Linked DNA regions of Homo sapiens: region 1 is linked to region 2. The links are chromatin contacts, found by Hi-C in ENCODE. All regions are on one chromosome and are shown on one strand. Each heading gives the region's core, a stretch centred on a gene start or an enhancer-like site at or near the end of the contact. The rest is flanking DNA. Distances are from core to core; before and after follow the strand shown. Region 1 overlaps SMOC2 (SPARC related modular calcium binding 2). Region 2 holds the start of SMOC2 (SPARC related modular calcium binding 2).

What was found. A loop is a pair of places that touch in the nucleus more often than their neighbours do. Pooled maps may share reads with other maps.
Region 1: a loop to region 2 is called in a map of sigmoid colon, with 7 times the contacts of the local background. The contact joins the enhancer-like site here to the promoter of SMOC2 in region 2. A Hi-C loop is called at or near these places in 3 of 168 maps with a recorded cell type or tissue (lower lobe of right lung, sigmoid colon and tibial artery) and 2 of 50 pooled maps.

The regions. Positions count from the first base shown.
Region 1 is chr6:168,540,477-168,545,161 of GRCh38, forward strand. SMOC2 (SPARC related modular calcium binding 2) reads left to right here. Exons shown (of 13, transcript NM_001166412.2): 5 at 3,149-3,196. Among named protein-coding and RNA genes, the nearest start is that of SMOC2, 100 kb to the left of the region's middle. RefSeq lists an enhancer at 1-774. Within about 2 kb of position 2,053, at least 6 of the 41 ENCODE cell types and tissues checked have a DNase peak (open chromatin) inside an H3K27ac peak, as active enhancers do; they include tibial artery, where a contact is called at or near this core.
Region 2 is chr6:168,439,040-168,443,908 of GRCh38, forward strand. It overlaps SMOC2 (SPARC related modular calcium binding 2), which reads left to right and starts at 2,145. Exons shown (of 13, transcript NM_001166412.2): 1 at 2,145-2,415. The coding sequence starts at 2,332.

The DNA of each region.
Region 1 (4,685 bases), core at 803-3,302, 100 kb after region 2:
TGGTGGGCTTTCACCACACTGCCCACTCCAGAGATGAAGAAACAGAGGTTTCGAGTGGTGAAGGTGCCTGGCCAGGGGCACGGAGCTAGGAGGGAGGGACGTTTGTTCTGCTGCCCATGCCCTGTCTTCTCCCTGCAGCGCCACATCCTCAGAAATTGGCACCCTCTTTCCTGTCACCCTCATGTTGTCCTGATGAGAGGATGGGAGGGCAGGAACCTTGAGAAAAGCCCAATAGCACAGAGACGCCGTCTAGACCAGAGAACGCAGCCCTTGCTGTTCCCTTTTCTTTTTCTCTCGCCTCCCTCATCTGATGCTGTAAACCTGCCCCCAGGATGTGAAGTTCTCGGAAGGGGTGAGCCGCAGGCTTGTTTAGCTGCTCTGAAGGAGGACTCCCTGCAGGGAGCTGCCCCTCACCCCTCTCACGTCTGTGCCGCAGACCTCCCTCCCCTCACTCACCTGGGAAGGGCGTCTGGAAGGAGCTTATGCAAACCACTGCCTCCATCAGCATAACACCGTTCCCTCCACTGGGCTGTTCTGGTAACACGTTGTTAAGGCTGAGAGCGGCTGGATTTGAACCAAGTGCTCAGAGCTACAAGACTTAACAGCTATTATTCCTCCCTTAAACCGGAGACGTTTCCTCACATTGTACTTTGTGGCTTCTTCCACCAGAAATTCGTATCCCCATTATGACAAAACCCACCCCTTTAGAATAGCATTTAGATGGAATGGGATCTCACAAATGGGAGCAATTCAGATGTGTCCTTTGGAATCCAAGGCTGAGGGGGATCACTTAGCAACCTCTTTGTGTCTGTGAACAGCAAGCAGATCCTTAAGGTCCAGCCTCCAGCCCGGGGTTCACAAAGGTGTTCACTGTCTGCAGACACTGTGCGTATCAGTCAACCCTTCTTTCTCGGCCCCTTTTCTGCAAGTACAGCCGGCAATCTTGCTTGTTATAAACACTTGGAAGTTCAGCAAATCCTTATCTCCAGAAAAATGCAATGACAGCATCAGAGTTGCTTTCTTGGGTCTGGATTTGTGTGCTTGCATGGCTCTGCTGGCCTGTGGAAATATGTGGAGCTATTTTCCCATCCTGGAGGCCAGGATCTTACAGGAAGGCAGGGGCAGGAAGGTTGGGCATCATCTTTTCATCCCAAGGTGGTTAAAAGGTGAAGTCAATGCACTATCAGGATCTCCTCCAATTTCTGTCTTGTAAAATATTTGAGTCATGAATCACGGAGCAGGTTATCAAGGGACGCTGGGTTCTGTCTTGAAATCATCTCTTACATATGAAGAACAAGATCAGATTAACTTTGTGTGGACTTATTTAAGGAAACACTGATTCAATGCAAGGGCCCGAAGAGAAAGCCACAGTGCTGGTCGGCTCAGAGACAGAGGCTGCCTGAGTGTAGAGAATGTTTAAATGTTGGATTCTGACCTCAGGCGAAATTTTGAATTTGCAGTCTGTACTGTTCTGTCTGTACAGTGCAAAATATTTTCTTATTTCAATTGAGAAACTCTCTCATGAAAGATATTCTAATTATTAGCATATTTACATTTTCCTTACGATATTAAAACCTGCACAGAAATATTCAGAACTATTATCAAAATATGATCATTTCCCGTCAAAAGTAGAAAATACTTTTTGCCTCTTTCGGGAACACATGATAAAAATAAACTGATGACTGAGAAGCTTAAGCTCTTTAAGAAATGTGGATTTGTAAAGAGATGATCCAAAAGGGAGAAACAAGCAAAGGAGGATTTTGAGAGCTTCAGGAGGTGGCCACACAGTGAGGTTAGCTTTGTATCCTAGGGGATTCTTACCAAGAAAAACCTTGTATTGCAAGGCCTGGAAACAATGTAATATGTAACCAAATGGTAACAGTAACAGCTGGGAAAGAGAGAAAGGCTGGCTTTGGCAGATGAACCAGGAGAATTGTGTTCCTTTTTATCCCCTGGGGACACTAAATTCCCAAACGCATATTATTTAGTTATTTTTAGATATGCAGCCTGCAGGGAAACCGCTGAGAACATTCCCGTGTAAATCCTCATTCAGCTTTCTGAAGTCAGCATTGTCTGATGAGTACCTGTTACAGAGGAGGGTTTGGGGTGGCTGCGCTGTGTTCCTTCATAGGAACCGTTGACATGTGTTTAGGGGTGTCTGGGCACTGTGACCTCGAGGCAGTGTCCGCTGAGAGTGCCAGAGGATGGATGGCGCCTTGAAGTTACTCCGTTTTCTCTGCCATCCAATGAATTGCTTGTAAATTTCCTGCCACATTACTATTGCATTTCCCAAAAATAAGATAAACATCCTCAAAATGTCATAAGCTATATTTTTAATTTGAATGTTGGTCTGTATTTCTGTCATATGCAAAATTGAAAAAAAAAGAAAACAAAAACAAATAATTTCAAGTTCTAAGATGTTTCCCCTGAGGAGTTTTACTGGGCATGTGTATGGCTATGGGAATTCCACGTTAATTCTAAACAGAATATTCAACTGCCAGTAAACTCTGAGACGAACTATTTTTATTTCTCGAGTTGGTATTCTAATGAAGAGGGGGAAGTGGATCCATATAGTGGCTTCAGTCTGTTGGAAGAGAAAGAACTACACTTTCTATTTGTAATATGCATCTTTCAGCATCATATAAACATTTAAACTTGGTCACACATTAGTTAGTAGATTTTCAATACTCTACCAAAAGGTAGTTCCTCGCCATTCTCCTCTATAAATCAGAATCAAGCTGAAATCAGGGTTTTTAGTTATCTTTGGTTGTGTAATGTCTTAAGATTTTAAAAACGTTTCCTTTTTTACCTAATTCACTTCAGTACCCCAACATGGGTATGTATGTTATGGCTATGATGACATTTTTGAGGTGAAGAGACTAATATATTGGGTTTTAAGGTCTTATATACATGTGCAACCCCTTAGCGCCAGAAGCAGAAACTAATCTTTTGTTTCTGAGTCCAGGGTCTGAGTGTTTAGGTGACAGTGTCCCCTCAGGGTACTAGACAGCTTACAGAATTTAAGTAGAACATGCCGAAGCACGGCAAATTAGTCAAAATGGAGCAAAAATATGTGCATAACTTAATTTGTGATGGCCATTTAAGAGTCCAAAATAATTTCATTTCACTCCTTATTTTCCTCTTTTAGGTTCCGTAAATGAAAAGTTACCCCAACGCGAAGGCACAGGAAAAACAGGTAACTATCTTAGAATAAATGTCTATGACGATATGTAACATCTAACTTATCCCGTGAAATAACTTCTCAAGTTAAAGTTGAAACATCCACTAGTGATGATGATGAGAGCCGAACCAGTTTGTTACTTCTGCATTCATTCAGCAATGCCATTCACTCACGATCACCAGCTCTGTTGGGCCTGTGCTCCGCTGGGGTCGCTGGTGTTGGACCTGTGCTCCGAGGCTTGTTTCGGGACCAACGGCAGATGCTGTTAGGACCCCCTGGAACCTCCCAGTCTGTGACTGTGGAGAGGGCTGAGGCTCAGTATTTTGGCTCCCTGTGGGATTCTAAACCATTGCAGTTATTGAGGACCCTGATAAAGATGCCTCAACTCCTCCCTACAAGGAGGAAGAGGAACAGTTTTTCTACCTACAGCAATCCCTGCCTCTGAGACTGGTACAAACAAGAGCTGAACAGAACCCTTAACCTTAAACATCATGTCGCAGCCTGCAGGTCCTGTTTCGGGGTCTGCGGGGTCTGTCACATGCCCACCATGACCCCCCTGGGAAAGTCTCCATCCTCTTCTCTGCCCTTGCCTCGGCCAACACCCTTCAGTACCAGGACACATTTCTGCTTTTCTCTTACATCAGCCTTTAAAGTCAGACGTTGTTTTCAAGATGAGAAGAAATACTTTAGTACCAAAATTTTAGGTACTTTTCTTTTCTAGTGTAGGTTACAGTGTAATGAACCAGTAACAAACAAAAATAATATAAACACAGACCAGGCCGAGGCAGGCAGATCACCTGAGGTCAGGAGTTTGAGACCAGCCTGGCCAAAATGGTGAAACGCCATCTCTACTAAAAAGACAAAAATTAACCAGGCATGGTGGTGCATGCCTGTAATCCCAGGTAGTCAGGAGGTTGAGGCAGGAGAATTGCTTGAGCCCAGGAGATGGAGGTTGCAGTGAGCCGAGATCACGCCACTGCACTCCAGCCTGGGCAACAGAGTGAGATTCTGTCTCAAAAACAAAAACAAAATAATAAAAATAAAAATCGGAGTTTTATTCAACCAATCCCTTCTGCATGTGTGGAAACTGTGGTGGGGCCCATCCCTGCCCTGGAAGATCCTTTGCAAAAAGAGTTCTGTATTACTAGGACACTGACATTTTGGAGGGACAAGCTGGCATGAAAGTAAATGTCAGGCTTTCTGTCCAGAGGGTGCCTACCAAGGATGAGGCAGGACTGGCTTCCTGGAAGGGGAAATATGTAACAGGTGTGAGCTGGAACAGAAGAAGCCTCACAGTCAAGGAAGATAGCTCATTTTCCAGCCGAAAAATGATGACAGGCATAATGGGGACACTGGGTTGGGGGAGGGTTTATGTTTGGAAAGGAAGGGGTAAAGTTGCATAGAGCAATAGTGTGAGCTGCGTGAACTGAGTCGAGAAGATAATGGTGTGGGTATGTCGACATTTGTAGAGAAAGGAAGGGACAATCTCATGATTAGGAAAATT
Region 2 (4,869 bases), core at 895-3,394:
GTGTTTTAAATAAATGTATTGTTTTTCTCCATAAAAATGGAACCTGATTATCTCTCCAAACTCCATTTCTAGAATTTTGAGAAACTAAAATTTGGCATTCAGGACACATGAGCTCCTCCAGATTTGAAAGGGGTTTCAAAGGCTCCAAACCTGCCTCATCTGTCAGAGTTTTGGACAAATGCATTTCATTTATCTTCCTAGAGTTCCCAGAGGATTCTGGAGTTGCTACATGAAAGACGTGTTGGGATTCTTGAATACAAGGCACGGAGGGCCAAGGATTTTCTTCTGTTCTCCATATTGCCAGAGGAAGTGACATGGATTTGCCAGTATTGCAGGTTTTAACATCTGCATTCTGTTTATGATTTTGTTGCTTAGGAGATCTGGCTAAGACATTTGGCCCCTTTGACTTTTGTTCCTCATCTGTAGAATGGGAATAATTAAGTCTGCTTCTTGTCTGCCATTCTTGCAGCGGACGATGGTGGATAAATGAACATGCTTTCAAACTTTTGAGTTCTGACGAGCAGTACTCTCAACAAAGTGGAAAGTGAAAAACAGGTTCTTTAGTAGCAAATACTTCTTAAAGGAAGTATGTCAGCTTCGAGTGTAAATTTTATTCTTTGGATAATCTTAGAATTAGTGGTATGTAGTGTTTATTTTCTTTTTACTTTAATTTTCACTGCAGTTCCCTAACAGTGATTCCTATTTACTTAATCATTTGCAGCTGCTCTGCTCACCTGTTTTTCTGGACCCAGGAGCAGTCCCTCAAGAGTTTTATTATAATTTCCTTCTAAGTCCTTAAACCAGGAGGAATGTGTTTAAGTGCTTAATAGATTCCCTGGGCTTTGGAATTTTAAGGAGAATTCTGAGAGTAGCCCTCCTTCAGGAAAAGGTGCATTTCTTTCCCGTCTTTCCGTGGCCCGACGGACATCACTTTCCTGATAAAATTGTGTGGGAAAGGTTGCAATAGCATTGCCTTTGCCTCAGCAGCCAGTCCCAGAACTTGCTGATACAGCCCCCTCCCCCAAAGTTCATAGCCAAAGCAGTGGGCTAGACATCGGATGAAACCTCAGATTTGGATTTTCTGTGTTTTGTGCTTTTCCCAATGCCCCTGACAAGTCAATTGATTCATTGTTCTTGAACAAATCTTCACTCTTCTGGCTTTCTGTGTGAGACAGAATTAGGGCTTTTTCCTGTAAAGTTATAAGCCAAGGCTAAACTATGTCAGCAATGTTGTCTGCAGTGGATATTATCCAGAGTCTGGGTGTGCAAAAATTTCCTGGTTTCCAACGTAGTCTTCGTGGGTGAGTTTACAACCTCCACAAGCCCTGTGCTCCCCGCACAAACACCTGAAATGCTTTGACAGAGCTGTTTAAAAACAGCCACATGTGTCTGTGAATGATGCCCAACCACATGCTCCCCCGACTTGAGAGGATCAAGGCTACAGCCCAGGTCAGACCCCGGATCTTTAGGACCTAAATTCCCCCATCCCTGCAGTGGATAACCCCGTGTAAAGATGCCAAAGGCGGGCTGCCCCCGGCGCAGCCTTTCCTGGACATGTGTTCCCAGCTGCCTTTGCTGGAGCGCCGCTGATCCTTCAGCACCTCTGAGAGGCAATGTTCTGGGCTGGACCAGGGGGCCTTAGAGGGCAGAGGTCAAGGAGAACCCCGGAGTCTGGGGACCGGCCAAGGCTTGGCGTTAACCTTTGTGGATGAAAAGTCCCGCTGGGCTGATCCTGCGCGGACCGGGCCTGGACCCTGGGGCGTGAGGAGGGCGCGGTGCGTCCCGTGGTTGTGCTTGGAAGCCCCCCGAGGGTGCGCGCGCGTGGGTATGAGTGCGTGCGTGTGCCTGGGTGTGCGTGTGTGTAAGTGTGCACGTGTGTGTGTGAGAGTGCGCGCGGGGAAGGAGGCACAGAGACAGCCCGGACAGGCCACTGCGCAGCCCTGGTGGCCCCCGCTCCACCTCTCGCTCCGCAGACCCGCGCCAGGGAGGCCTCTGGGCCGCAGCGGGCACCGGAGCGGAGCGGGCGCGGCAGCGGGCGCTGGGAGGTGGGGCTGGGGGAGGAGAGGGGGAGGGAGAGAGGCGGGCGGGAGGGGAGGATCCGGGAAGCTCCGGGGTATTTGACAGGAGCGAGGGCGGACGCAAAGAACGCGGAGGACCTCTGGGTGCCTGCAGGGGAGCTGCTCCAGCCGGGCCGCCGGGAGCGGTGGGGAGAGCATCGCGGAGCCGCCCCTCCACGCGCCCGCCCAGCCGCGCTCGCCCACTGGGCTCTCCCGGCTGCAGTGCCAGGGCGCAGGACGCGGCCGATCTCCCGCTCCCGCCACCTCCGCCACCATGCTGCTCCCCCAGCTCTGCTGGCTGCCGCTGCTCGCTGGGCTGCTCCCGCCGGTGCCCGCTCAGAAGTTCTCGGCGCTCACGGTAAGCCCGGGCCCGCGGGACCTGGAGCTCAAGTGGTGCCGCCTCTTGCAGCCGGCCGGGTTCGGGTCCCCGCGCCCCGCTCCAGGCCCAGGCGCCTGGGCACGGGGAGCAGGTGGCCCCGGGGGCCGTGGAGCCTTCGCCTGCCGGCGAGGCTGGAGCAGGTAGGACGCAGCGTGCGCGCCTGGGACCCGGCTGGGATGGGCTTCTGGGGACCCTGCCCGCCGGGGTCCTGCTGCGGCTGCGACGGGCTCCTCGGGTTCCACCCGGCTGGGACCCCACCTGCCTCGGGGGCTCTGACCCGGCTGTGAGAGGATCCTGGGGTCCTGCAGACCCCGGACAAGTGGGAGCTGCGGGTGCGCTCGGGTGTCCCGCACTCACTGCTGGGCCTGAGCCTGTGGGGAACCAGGTCTGGGAGCGCCGGCGCCGCCCCGCGGACTGTCCCAAGGCCAAGACAGACCCGCCGGGACTGGGCGCCCACCTCGCCCACGGGGACCCGGCCTGGAGCGTGTTCTCCCGACCGCTTTGGGCTCGTGCGCCGCGCGGATCCCGGGCCTCTCGCCGGCTGAAGGGGCTGCCAGTCGTGGGCCCCACTCGTGGGTCTGACTCTCCCAGAGACCCTCGTAAGTGAGCCGAGGAAGAAGCAGATGAGGTTACAGATGATTCTTCACGGGCCTGAGTGTTATTAGAGAAGCGCTTTCTTCCCTTCTCAGGACAGAACTGGAGGCAGGCGGCGGCTCCCCGCTCTGCGGGGCCTCTGGGTTCTTCCTCGTGGCAGGGATGCTGCGCTCCTGAGCGCGAGGGTCACCGCGGTTGACCGCTGTGTGTTTTTCTTTCTGAGCTGTAACTTCTATGCGACAGCCTTGGCCCGGCCAACGCACGCGGTGTCAAACGAGGAGCTATGTAGAGGGGGCTGAGCCAAGCCCCCGCCGGCCAAGCCAACCCGCGGCGGCCGCTGGGCCAAGGCCGGGTGTCTGCAGCCCCCAGCTCCAGCCGTCCTCCTGGGCTTGCAGGGTTTGCAAACCCATCATTAATGCAATCGCCAGAAACGAAAACATTCCACTTAAATGTGTTTTTGAACAAGTGTTTGAGAAAACACGAAGGTAGTGAGAACGCCTCTGGTGGACAGCCGTCTTTTTTAAGTGGCCGGGGACTTGTCCTAAAGGTGTTTATTGTATTGAAAATAAAGATGGTTGAAATAAGCTGTGGTCGGTTCTGCCTTTCAGCAAATTTAAAACAGTCATGTGGGCATCTTTTCTTTTTCTTTTTCTTTTTCTTCGTCTTCTTTCTTTTGCGTTTTAGCAGTGTGAAGGATGGTTTGTGAGTTCATTGCTCATACCTCAAATTCTTCTGCAGCAGCCCGGGGTCCCTGCCTTGTGTCTCACAAATGACTTGTAGATTAGAAACTGCTAACTGGGGCTCCAAGGAGGTTTTCACACACTCAGGCTTTCCCTGAAGATCCTTTATCTCCCCAGAGGGGGCCCTCAGAGGATACTCACTGGAGGCATTCATGTATATGCACATCTGTACATGCATCTAGACATAAATATACTCACGTATACACTCACAAAAAGACCCCCCACATACTCTTAAAGCACACTAGAGGAGACAGAGAAACTAAGGCCAATTCTCCAAAGGAGATCATAGCATTTTCTTCCAGGACTGTAGCAGCAGGTACCTACAGTTGCCACGGATTTTCAGATTTTCTGAAAGCGCAAAAAGTAGAGACTGCCATCTGCCTGCTGCCCTGTGTGTGTGGGGGGTGGGGTTGGGCCTGTTGGTCCCCCCTGGAAGAGCAGAATCAAGGTAGTTAGTAATTAGAACAGTTTAAGACTCGGCAGGTTTTCTTGTCTTCTCTCCCCTGTCTCATCTAACTATTTACTTGAACCCTCTCACCTTTTGCCCCCTTGAGGTTGCCCCAAGGATGTCTTGGGTTGCGGTGAGACCCGCTGCATGTGGGGTCTCTGTGCAGGAGCTGATACCCCACGTGGGCTTTGCCCTGTTGGCTGCATTCCCCAAGAACAGTTTGCCTGAAATTTACATTTGCAAATAAAATCAGTATCCCGAAGAAAAGATTAAAGCCATAACACATTTTGGCACACTTCTTCTCACCCCACCCCCAGTCTAGAAAATCAAGAAGTAGTTGAGTTACAAAGTAACTGAGGCAGGCCTGAAATCTGACTGGTCGCTGGGAGATGTGAGATGTGCAGGATTTTTCAGTGTGCTCATCTCTTTTCAAATTGCCTTCTGGTTTTTGGAAATCTCTTTTGTCTCCGGAGGCCCTCATTCAAAGAAGGGCCTTCTCTCCCTACGATTTGCATCCTACCTACTTTAATAAATCAAGAGGCAGTATCAGTCCATGCAGTGGGTGGGACCCACAGCTTAGGGTCTTGCTGGATGTGTGACTTCAGGCAAGTTACTTAATTTCATAATCTTCAGTCCCCTTATCTGTAAAAT